Regions from separate parts of the Homo sapiens genome. Here all the other regions are linked to region 3. Evidence: chromatin contacts called from ENCODE Hi-C or POLR2A ChIA-PET data. All regions are on one chromosome and are shown on one strand. The core of a region is the stretch at or near the end of the contact, and the rest is flanking DNA. Distances in the headings are between cores, read along the strand shown.

What was found. Hi-C counts contacts between places; a loop is a spot of excess contacts on that map. ChIA-PET counts read pairs that join two places held with the same protein, here RNA polymerase II (POLR2A). Pooled maps may share reads with other maps.
Region 1: a loop to region 3 is called in a pooled map, with 4 times the contacts of the local background. The contact joins the promoter of LRRK1 here to the enhancer-like site in region 3. A Hi-C loop is called at or near these places in 4 of 37 single-sample maps with no recorded cell type and 3 of 50 pooled maps. POLR2A ChIA-PET finds 5 or more read pairs at or near these places in 1 of 52 experiments (OCI-LY7).
Region 2: a pooled map shows a loop between it and region 3 (4-fold over the local background). The contact joins two enhancer-like sites. A Hi-C loop is called at or near these places in 2 of 37 single-sample maps with no recorded cell type and 4 of 50 pooled maps.

Annotation. Positions count from the first base shown.
Region 1 is chr15:100,917,960-100,921,711 of GRCh38, forward strand. It overlaps LRRK1 (leucine rich repeat kinase 1), which reads left to right and starts at 1,398. Exons shown (of 34, transcript NM_024652.6): 1 at 1,398-1,492. ALDH1A3-AS1 (ALDH1A3 antisense RNA 1) reads right to left here and starts at 1,324. Exons shown (of 2, transcript NR_135827.1): 1 at 845-1,324. RefSeq lists silencers at 65-284, 1,045-1,634 and enhancers at 70-662, 415-504, 555-674, 1,849-2,440, 2,967-3,026.
Region 2 is chr15:100,939,599-100,943,533 of GRCh38, forward strand. The region is part of intron 2 of LRRK1 (leucine rich repeat kinase 1); the gene reads left to right. Among named protein-coding and RNA genes, the nearest start is that of LRRK1, 22 kb to the left of the region's middle. RefSeq lists enhancers at 1,940-2,079, 2,120-2,269. Within about 2 kb of position 2,018, at least 4 of the 41 ENCODE cell types and tissues checked have a DNase peak (open chromatin) inside an H3K27ac peak, as active enhancers do.
Region 3 is chr15:99,503,121-99,506,835 of GRCh38, forward strand. LOC105371019 (a long non-coding RNA gene) reads right to left here. Exons shown (of 3, transcript XR_001751710.2): 2 at 297-405. Among named protein-coding and RNA genes, the nearest start is that of MEF2A, 61 kb to the right of the region's middle. RefSeq lists an enhancer at 1,447-1,576. Within about 2 kb of position 1,596, at least 5 of the 41 ENCODE cell types and tissues checked have a DNase peak (open chromatin) inside an H3K27ac peak, as active enhancers do; they include OCI-LY7, where a contact is called at or near this core.

The DNA.
Region 1 (3,752 bases), core at 148-2,647, 1.4 Mb after region 3:
ACGAGCTCAGCACAGGTTATCCGCGTGTCAGATGTTCCTGCTGTCTTCTACAGTGGGGACATTTCCTAGCCTATTCCCAGGCTCCTTTAGAAGGGAAGTGGAGGTGCCCCATCTTCACCTGCCGCGTCCCCTCCAGCGTCTGCCCGGGCCCTGGGCCTGCGCTCCCTCGCGGTGGCGCCAGGTGGCGGGGCTGCGCGCCCTGGAGGAGCTGCACCGCCGTCGCGGGGCTCTCTCAGCACTGAGGACACCACGCCCTGCAAATTGTTGGGAACTTGTCGGTGGCAATCACACTGCTGGCTCCTGCAAACTGGTGTGAGGCCCTCAGGGGTGAGAACAGGATTGCAGAACTGCGCTCACCCTTTTGGAAAGTCGTCCAGTGGCAGAAGTAGCCTCCCAGGAGCAGAGCGAAGCTGCTCGGTGGTCCCCTCTCCAACCAGGGACCCAAGAAGCCGCTCAAGGGAACACGGCCCCGCGGCGTCCGGGAGGTCCTGCAGGAGCCCTGCGGCTGCCCCGGTTCTGTGAAATGGCAGTGAGGGTGGGGGAGATGTGCGCTAAATCCTGGGAACGTGCGAGTCATAACTTTCCAGGAGAGGGGCCCAGGGCGCTGGTCCTGCAGGGCGTGGAACCCTCTGCTCTTCCTGAGCAGGCTTTGTCCCCGGGTCGACACGGGGAGCTCAGCGTGAGGCCCGCCTGCAGCGTGGACGCAGATCTTTTTTATGGTCTGCGTTTCTGTATTAGCCTCAGCAGCCTGGTGACGCCTTTATAAAAGGTCGAAACACGATAAATTGCCAATATTCCACGTTTTATGTATTCCCCCCAAAGCCGACAATTAACAATGACTCACCGAGCAGCAGATTCTTTGCACACATCCATAATTGAATCAGTAAAATCCATGTGTTGGAGGATATGCAAATTGCAGGTCGTTAACGCTTTAGAACGACACATTTCTGTATCGCCCCGTGAAGAGCTCTACGCACATGAATGTTCCCCGTCTGTTTAACTGTTACGGCCGCAGTGTGTGGGCCGCAGGCGCGCTGGGGGCTCATCTGCTGATTTTGCTGCCCCTGGAGCAGAGGGATAGCGAAAGCGGGGCTGAGCGCAGCACGGACCGATCCCATCGCCGCGCTCGCCCCGCGTGGAGGCAGCCGGGTGCCCGAACCTGAAGGAGGACCCGGTGCCGGAAGGGCCCGCGGACCCCGGCGTCTCCCGGGGCATCGAGCGCCATCGCCCGCGTTTTACGGCCAGGGAAACTGAGGCGGCCGCCGAGGGGACGCCTCGCGACGGTTCCTGGGAGAGCTGGCGGCGGCCTTGCTCTGCGCGCTCTTCGCGCCGCCCTCCCCGCCCGCCCGCCTCAGGATTGAGGAAGTGCGTCTGGGCCCGGCCCCGGCGCGGGGGGCAGACGGCGGTGGGACGGCCAGGCCCCGGCCCCGCCAGTGTGTCCGCCCGGCCCCGCGTCCCGGAGCGCCCGCACCCGGCCCCGCCGCCGCCTCAGGTAAGCGCCGCTCCTGCCGGCGCCCCCCGGCGGCCTGGCTGCCTCCCGGCCCCGCCCGGGGAACCCAGAGCCCGCGCCCGGCGCCCGCGGGGAGCCTCGGCCTCTGCCTGCCCGCGGGCCCCTGCGCTCCGGGCGGCCGCGTGGTCGGGCACGGGGGGCCGTTGCGCAGGGGCCGCGGCCCGAGGGGCGCGGAGGGCGTGTGGGGCGACCCCGGTCTCACGTCCCCGCTGCCTCCCGCCGCGCCCGGAGCCCAGCCAGCCTGTGGGAGGGGAGCGCGCGGGGCCCGAGCAGGGAACCCCGAAACCCCGTCCGGGCAGGGTCGGGAAAGCTGGGAAGCGGAGGCAAGAGACACGAGTCGGGAGACACGAGCCGGGGAGCCCATAGGTTTCCTCTGCCTTTGGAGCGAACCCAGTCCCTTAGCGGGGAGCGGGCGGAGTGTGAGCGCGCGGGTGAGCCCGTGCCGGGGTGTCGGCAAGAGACCGCCCGGGAGCCTCTCGCTGGTCCGGGGCTTCCTGGGGTTGCGGGGCGGCCCAGCGAGGCTTCACCCTCCTCGATGTCTGGGTCACGCTTCTTGCCCAGGTGGTCTCTGGCTGGCGCAGATACAACTGCTCTGTCTACCATGGTCTCTGCAAGCTACAGGGGACCTTCCTGGCAGGCAGGGACGCGGGAAGGAAGCCTAGGAAGGCCGGGGTCAGCGAGGAGACGCTGGTGGAGAATCTGAGAACCCCCGTGGCCATCTCAACCTACCCCTTCACAGTATGAGGCCGCGAAGTTTTTCTCCCACGAACACTTCCCCTGCAACAGGTAGAGAAACGGGGGCATATAGCTTTCAGCAAACCTCTCACCGTGTACACTAATGATAGAGTTTGCCAGCCACTCACAGGGTATCAAAATGCCCAGACATTAAAGGGATAGCTAGAACATGCACAATTTTGGAAAATGTTAACATTAAACGCCTTTTATGATTTGATTCTCTTCATCTTTGCCTATGTCCTGAAAGAGAAAATAATATAACAAACTAACCTCACACCTAATTTGTTCCTAAAGGAGGTTTTGCGGTCAGCCAAACCTTTCCCTCTCCCAAAAGTCGATGTCTCTGGCAGTGACCTCGCAGTCAACTCGGATCCTCAGATAAAAAACATTCAGTCTGTTGAATCTATGTCTAAAATGTGTCCTGATCTGTCCCCTTTTTCTTATGCCCCCACCCCCCACCCTGCCCCTTGTCCAGGGTACCAGCATCTCTTTACTGTAGGATTTCAGTTCCCCCTTCCTCCATTCTCTATATAGCAGCGTGCGTCTGTGTGTGTCTGTGTGTTTAAATGGGTAAATCAGACCATATCAGTCCTCTTTATGGAGTCCTTCAGTAGCTTCTCCTTGCAACTGGCACGCAATCCAGGAGACCTCCTTCTCCTCACACCCCCAGCTGATCCAGCCTCTGCTGTCTCGGACCACCAGGCCATTGCCCCAGGCCACACTGGCTGAGCTTGCTGTCCAGCACTGGTCCCCTGCACTGCTGCCTCCTGACTCTTCACACAGCCTCAGAAAGTCTTCCCTGGTCACCCTCTGAAAACCCACGCTCCCTCTCACATCCCTCACTCTGCAGCCTCCCTGCAGTCCCCATTCTGTACTCCTTCTTTATCTGTTTAATTTCTCCTTAATTATCTTGTGGTCTCCACTGGAGCTCTTGGGGTCAGAGACTGATCTGTCTTGCTTATTGCTGTGCCCTCATTCCCATAACTGTACAGGGAGATACCCCGTGCATGGTGGTAGAGTGACTGGATGGGGAATGGACAACCCTAACTTACCTGTGGTTTCAGACTCATGGAGCATTTCTCTCCTCCACCCTTTTTGGGCTCATCTGGGATTGAGAACAACATATTTCTCTGGCCTGCAGCTCCAAGATATTTGGATGCCCCCAAACCCATTAAACACATTTTATAGGCAAAAGCCAATGCTAGTAAGGGATGCAAATAGCACTCAAGAGATTTCTAGAATCATGGGCTAACCATTTTGACCAGGATTTTGTTTCAAAAAGGAACTAGGTGATATGAATGAGCATGTCTAGCATGCTTTGCTTGCAAGGGACTTCTAACTTCTAACTGATATCGACAGTCCTTCCCAAGCCTCCTAAAATATCTGGGCTTCTCTGCTGTCAGAAGCTTTATAGCAATTACTTAGCTGTCTGCTCCCCCACCAGCTTCACAAACTCATGAAGTTCCCTCTTCATAGAAAGAACTCAATAAGACATTTGTAGAATGAA
Region 2 (3,935 bases), core at 768-3,267, 1.4 Mb after region 3:
CACAATGGTTTTATCAGTCATTGATGGTTGCTTAGATCAATTATTTAATTTGAGGTTGCAAAGTGGTGTTATTTTAAGTCTATCTTACCTTCTTCATTTATCAGCTGAAAGTGATCTCTAAAGAAGAAATTTCTTCCATTAACTCTGTGGTACCCTGAGTTACAGTTTGTACAGCAAAGTCGGGGTAAATAGTTGGGTTTTTTTCTCTTAGTTTTCTTATTCATTCTACTGAAAATAAGTCAATTCCCTAGCACCTTTTGAAGGCGGCCAATGAAGGTGGGGTTTTTTTTCCTTAGTATCATTATGAACTCATGAATTTTAATTTATTTGATTCTTGATGCTAACGCTGTTCCTCTTTTGCCAGTAGGCCCCCTGAGTAGGTTCCTCTATCTTTTGGCATGACCCCAGAAGTCTTTGATAACTTCCTTGCTTTCTGATGTGACAAGACATCCAGGGCCAGATTGTCCATATCCTGCCCCGGATGCACGATGCACTGTTTCTCCAAGAATCCCTGTGTCCTTTGCTGATGATGCCATGATTTTAAGTTCTCTAATATAGTTTTATCTCTTTGTTTCAGATAATGCTTTTGTGTTCTCACATGTCCTGCTCTCTCTCTCTCTCTCATTTTGTTGTTGATCAGTCTTTCCATAAGATTGTTTATTTCACTAGTCCTTCATTCTTCTTTTTTCTAAATTTACTCTTCTTGACTAGTATCCTGTCACTTCTGAGGACTCATATTTTTGCAACTTGAAAATTATTCTTATTTATTTAAGTATATGTTTCTGAAACTCTCATTAGACACATTTTGAAAAACTTCAAAAAATATCTTCAATGTCTCTCACTCTTTTATCTCTGCTCCCGGCCTCCTTGTCTTTTGGTGCTGCATCCTCCTCTTGGTCTTCCAGATTCCTGATTTGTCCTTCAACGGTGTCTCTGCTCTGCAGCTCACCCACTGTGCTTCACAGTGCAACTCTTCTCGTTTTAATTCCCAAGAGTTTTAGTTGATTCTTGTTTGTGGATGCTGCATCCTCCTGTTTCTCTCCAAGACATCAGTAATATTTATTCTGAATTCATTCTCGCTCTGCTAACATTAATTCTGTGTAGAGAGGGGCCCTGGAGGTGCTGGAAAGCTGGAGCCTGAGATTCTGCTTAGGGAAGCTCCCATGCTAACTCAGTCTTTTCCTCCAAGATAAGGATGAACAGTTGACAATACCAAGCTGTGTTGTGAATCAGGAAAGCCCAAAGCTGTCTTATCTCAGTGACTGTGTGATTTGTGTAGGTTTGCCCCGAACAGTAATGTGAGGATGCAGCAAGATGTGCAGGCCCTCTGACCTGGCTAGACCCTGCCTTGCAGAGACATTGTCACTGTCAGCTGCTCACTTCCTCCTGGGGACTCTGAGGCCCAAGGGGGACAGTGGTGAAATATGACACAGCTTCTCCCCTAGGTGATCAGACTGCTTCCAATGAGCCTGTGCCCTTGGCTACATAAAGAGGAAACATAAATATTTTCTGTGTGTGTGTGTCTGTGTGTGTCTCTTTGTATGTGTGTCTGTGTGTCTGCATATCTATGTGTGTGTCTGTGTGTCTTTGTGCATGTGTGTTTCTGTGTGTGTCTGTATGTGTCTGTGTGTGTGTCTGTGTGTGTCTGTCTGTGTGTGTGTCTGTGTCTCTGTGTGTGTCCGTGTGTGTGTCTGTGTGTGTCTATGTGTGTGTGTCTGTGTGTGTGTGTCTGTGTCTCTGTGTGTGTCTTTGTGTGTGTGTGTGTGTGCCTGTATGTGTGTGTCTGTGTCTCTGTGTGTGTCTGTGTGTGTCTCTGTGTGTGTGTGTGTCTGTGTGTGTGTGTGTGTCTGTGTGTGTCTATGTCTCTGTGTGTGTGTGTGTGTGTGTGTGTGTGTGTGTGTGTGTAAGGTGGGATGTCTCTTCCTGCTGATCGGTGGCCTGCCTGTGTGCTGGCTTGGTTAGAGGAGTTTCGTGCTTCTCTTTATGGCGCTGCTCTTCCTCAGATGCTTGCGGGTGCCTGGGTGGATGCTGACTGTTCTGCTCGGGATTCCCCGTAGCTGTCTGTGAACACAGCATTTGTCACAATAGCCTGCGAAGAGGAGGGCCAGGGGACTGTAGCAGGCTGCCTTGGGGACATCCAGAGCATGGCTTCCGGGTGGTGGGCTCCGTGTGCCTCCTGGGAGTTGCCCAGCACACTTTCTCTTTAGCCCACATCGAGTGTAGACCCATCAGTCCCAGGCTGCCTGGCACAAGCTGGAGAGGGGCCAGATCCACAGGAGTCTGCCCACTATGGCTCCCCACTCCTCCCAGTCGCCCTGCTGGTGACCTGGGGACCCTCTTGCTTCCCATGTCCCCCAGCAGCCTCGGAGCTCTCCCAAGCCTTCTCCACCTCACGCACAGTGGATTCCGGTCTTCTCAGGTCACTTCTTTTCCCATGCTAATAAGGCTTGTTGATATTTGTAATAATTTCTAAGGATTTGGAGCAGGAGGTGGTGGCTGCAGCCGGGCTCAGCCTACTGTCTTGATCTCATCTTCCAGCGTCTCCTGGGCATCTCCAAGGTGTGCACTTGCAGGAAATACTGAGTGAGAATGTCAAGAACCGGCTCTACAGTCGGAAGGAACCGGGTTCAAATCCTGATGCTTCCACAGCTAGTCCTATCTGTGACAGGGGCAGGGTTAGAATCTGTTTGCGGAATGGTTAGCACCATACTAAGTGCACATGCTAGGCAGACCCTCAAAAAAAATGGCCTGTTCTTTTTCTCTTTCTCTGTTGGGCAAATTATGTAGCCTCAACTGGACTCTATTTCTATTAGGGAAAATGATAATAATATTACAATGATTAAAAAGTAGGGTCCTTACAAAATGGTGAGTCCGATTTTATTTGGCTCTAAGCTAGAGAAGGCATGGCTCACAGTTATGGAAGACATGGATTTAAAATGTGGCCAGTCTTCATTTCCAAATGTGTGTACACGAAAGTGTGATGACCCTCAAATCTAATCATCAAAATTAAAGCTGTTTAATTAACATTTTAAATTAAAATGTTTCAATTAAAGTCCAAATCTTTCCTTGCCTTATCTTCAGAATGCTTTTTCTTTTCTTTTTTTTCCAAATTACAAAACCTGTATGTCTCACTGAAGAAAACTGGTACAGTGTGAAGTTCGACAATTCACGGAGTAAGCAAGGCTGACGATGGGTGCCCGGAGTCCCCCTCTGGTTCTGTTGGTAGCAGCCTTGGGTCCTCATGAGGCCTCTCTGCTCACAGTGGGCGGGTGGGGTGTGCACTCACCCGGAGACGGCCTCCATGTCCATGCTGAACAACTCCCAGGGTTCTCCATCCGCCAGTGCTTACTGATCAACCCGTAGTGCTGGCCATCCCTTTTCAACAAGTTTGGAAGGTGCTTTTTTCCCGGTTTTCACAGAGTAACTCAGAAGTGACTTAATAAAAATATGCACAAACTGTCTTGGTATGTTCCAAATTGGGATCTTATATAAAGACTCCTGGGCCTAAGGCAACAGTCTATGTAAAGTGAATTATTTCACTTTCTTAAAATAGGGACAAGATGGCCTGCCTTTCCTTCAAGTGTAATTTTAATCTTTCTGTTTTACTCCAAGGGGGTGTAACAGCTTGCTGAGTCATTGTTTTCTGCCTTTTTAATAAAAATTAATTCAGTGATTTAGAGTGGAAATTCTGCCCCCTCCCTTGGGCAAGTCACTGACTCTCTGGGGACCTCTTTCTTTATCTGTAAGCAGAGCTAATACTAGCATCTGATGGGGTTAAATGAATTAACCTAAGTGTTTCCTTTGAATATTTACTCACTGCCTTTACAAAATAATGTTTCTATTCTCACTTTCTCCCCCAAATTTCTACAAAACAACAAATTTCTATCTTTGTTGTTATTGCCATATGATTTCTAAAAATTTAAATAAACAAGCAG
Region 3 (3,715 bases), core at 346-2,845:
CCCTCCCATCCATCTGCTTGGGGGGAGGAGGGGTGGGAAGGGCAAGGCCGAATCGGGGTAAAGGCCCCAGGTGGGCAAATAAGGCAGCTCCCCATTGGTCCACATGTTGACCTTTTGTTTGTGGCCTTTTGCCCACAAGGACAGTATTTCCACTTAAAGGTCACCTCCCCCAGGCAGCAATCATTACTGTTTTGCAGCCTGTTGGGAAAGTCAGATGTAAGCCATCAGATAACAAAGAAAAAACACGACAAGAAGAGAAACAAATATTTCAGGGCACTGCTCTTGTCATTCCTCACCCCTGAATGCACCGATCACCCTGGCCAGCAGAGATGGCTCCCGCCTCCTTGTTCAGCTCTTACGGTCACGGGGTTTGCCTTCCTCGCTGATGCCACCAGCATCCTTTGGCTGGAAACAAAACAGCCCCATCAATTCAGATTGTTCTTAGGAGCTTTCAGAGGAGATATTGGTTGCATTTAACACACAGTCGGGGCCAAAATAAAGGCTGGGTAGGTGCCCGGGTTATTCAGCGGGAAATGACATCCTGCTCAGGTACACAAATGTCATGCTCCCCAAGCCCTGACACAGGCAAACCGTCTCACAGCCTTCCTTCCCCAGGACTCCAGATTTTCCAACCGATGGTTCTCTTCTTGCCTTCAGACACAACCTGTCCCGTTTGGGAAGGCCAAGACAGGAGACCACAGTGGCAGGGAGCAAACAGGAAACATGAGAGTGGTATCACTGACCTAATCTTTTCCTTTGCAGAAACAATCTCAATTAAAATGCATCACTTCAGAAACCCTATGAAGGACCCGCTCTGTGAATTCTTTCGAAGGTCATCTTAATAATCCAAACCAGTTGCCCAACCAGGAAAGAATTATTCTCTAACATAATTGAAAACACCCACAGGCAGGTGCTTATTGCTTGTGAAAATGAAGACTCATGCATCATTGGAGCCTTAGTTCCAGAGAAGGTGGGATGTGCACGGATCTGTTCTTTTGACAAAGCAGCATGAGGAAAAAGACTCTGTGGCCATTGCCCCTAAAAATAAAGGTATCCTGCCAAGCTTCTCACTGGCATCCTCAGCTTCCCCTTTCTGAGGCTGAGATGAGGTTTCCTTGGCCTCCTCACCCCCACCACCATAGAGCAGAGAGGCCCAAAGTCTGTTCTCAAAATCACTCACATTCAAATGTGAGTAACTGACATCAGCCAAATTGGGAACCAGAGTCAAATCTGAAACTCAAAGGAAAAAGCTTCCAGATAAACTTCAGAGATCTTCACTGTGGGGAGATGGGGGGGACCAACTAGATGGAGTAGGGGATCTTTATGGCCACTGTTTCTCTGAAGGGACAGAAGGACCAGGCTCACTAGGTCTGGGTGGAAACCCTAGCTCTGAAAGTTCCTTCTTACATGGCTTTGAGATGATTACTCGGGGTGGTTCTGAGCTTACTTATTGCATCATAAAAAGGAGAGACCCATGCGGACTTCTCAGGGCGAGGATGAAGTGGGATGCTATTTGTGAAGGTGTTTGGCCCATCAAGGTGTCCATAGGACTAAAGACCCTACGCAGAAACACTCGTGGCCAGGACCGGGCTCCTCCAGGCTGTGGTCAGAGCGGGCCAGGTTCTAGTGGAAAACTCTGCCTCAGTCAAGGGCTGCTCAGGGGTTGGTGCTCTCAGTAGAAAGCCAGTCTCTGGTACGTGACTGGCACAACCTACAGGGGCTTCCAGAACCCGTCACAGCAGTGTGCCTGGCCTGCAGGGTACCTGAGCATTGCTCTCTTAACCTAGCATTTATTCATCAACCTCCTGGAGCTCCTCCTGGAGGCCTGGCTTCAGAATGAGTCATATTGCCCGACACCACACTCTTTTGTTTAGAATTGATACAGGACATGGGGTTCCTGTGAAATTAGCTTGAAATTAATTTAGCCACAATAGCTTATTGTTAGATTTAATTGTAAATGAAACAATTCACCAGGGACGTTTCACTTTGTAAACAAGCACCTCAGAGTCAGCAGGGAATTTGGGTATTTTTTTTCCTACTCTCTAGTCGCTGCATAGGTTTTTACAAAATTTGTGGCCAAGCATAAAAAGCATTTTGGACACGGCTTTGGAGGGACAGCCCACTGCCATTCGTCACCCTCTTAGGTGCCCTGGCACTGGGTAGGAGCAGTCTGCTTTCACGCAGCCTGCTGGGCACAGGAAGGTGCTCTTTGCTGCAGTCAATACATTGTCCAAAAATCACCCTGACTCCATTCCAGAATCCCCAGTGCTCCTGCAGAAGCATCAGTGCTGCTCATATTAAAGAGTCCAAAAAACAGGGTCTGGGCAGTCCAGGCTATGGTTTCCTTCAGAAGCCCTGAAGCCAGTGTTTCTTAGAACATGATGCCACACCACCGTTGGAACATACAGTTATTATCAACATATAGTTCTCATGTTAATGGTTACATGTTCATTTTAAGATGTATTAAAACAAAAATCATTCCTCAAAACTGTGATTTCATGGCAATACACATAAGTTTACATTAAAAGGCAGGTCAGCCAGGGACAGTGGCTCATGCCTGTAATCCCAGCACTTCGGGAGACTGAAGTAGGCAATTGCTTGAGCCCAGGAATTTGAGATCAGCCTGGTCAACACGGCAAAACCCTGTCTTTACAAAAAATACAAAAATTAGCTGTGCATGGTAGTGCATGCCTCCCAGCTACTTGGGAAGCTGAGGCAGGAGAATCATCTGAGTCTGGGAAGTGGAAACTGCAGTGAACTGTGATTGTGTCACTGCACGCCAGCCTGGGTGACAGAGGACACCCTGTCTCAAAAAGGAAAAAAAAAAAAAAAAAAAAGGTAGGTCAATATGAAGAAGAGTAATTTAAAATTAAAAAAAATTAAAAAGTAAATTATATGCAACTTAAAACCAGGAGATATCATCTTACACCAGTCAGAATGGCTGTAAAAAGACAAAAAAACACAGATGTTGGTGAGGACGCAGAAAAAAGGGAATGTGTATGTACCATTGGTGGAAATGTAAATTAATACAAACACTATCCAAAGGAAAATAAATCATTATATCAAAAAGTGGCCAGGCATGGTAGCTCATGCCTGTAATCCCAGCACTTTGGGAGGCTTAGGCGGGCAGATTGCTTGAGGTCAGGAGTTCAAGGCCAGCCTGGCCAACATGGTGAAACCTCATCTGTACTAAAAATACAAAAATGAGCCGGCTATGGTGGTAGGTGCCAGTAATCCCAGCTACTTGAGAGGCTGAGGCAGGAGAATTGCTTGCACCTGGGAGGTGGAGGTTGCAGTGAGCCGAGATTGCACCACTGCACTCCAGTCTGGGCAACAGAGAGGGACTTCATCTCAAAAAAAAAAAAAATTACCTGTATTTGTATGTTCATTGCAGCACTGTATAGAATCAACCTAAGTGTCCATCAACAGATGATTGGATAACGAAAATGTGGCATATATATACAATGGAATACTATTCAGCCATGAAAAAGAAGGAAATCATGTCTTTTGAAATAACATGAATGGAACTGGAGGCCTGTCTTAAATGAAACACTCAGATAAAGAAAGACAAACACCACATGTTCTCACTTATGAGTAGGAGCTAAATCATGTGTACACACAGACGTATGGTATGGAATGATAGACAATGAATATTTGGAAGAGGGGGTTTGGTGTGAAGGGGGTGGATAATGAGAAATTGCCTAATGGATACAGT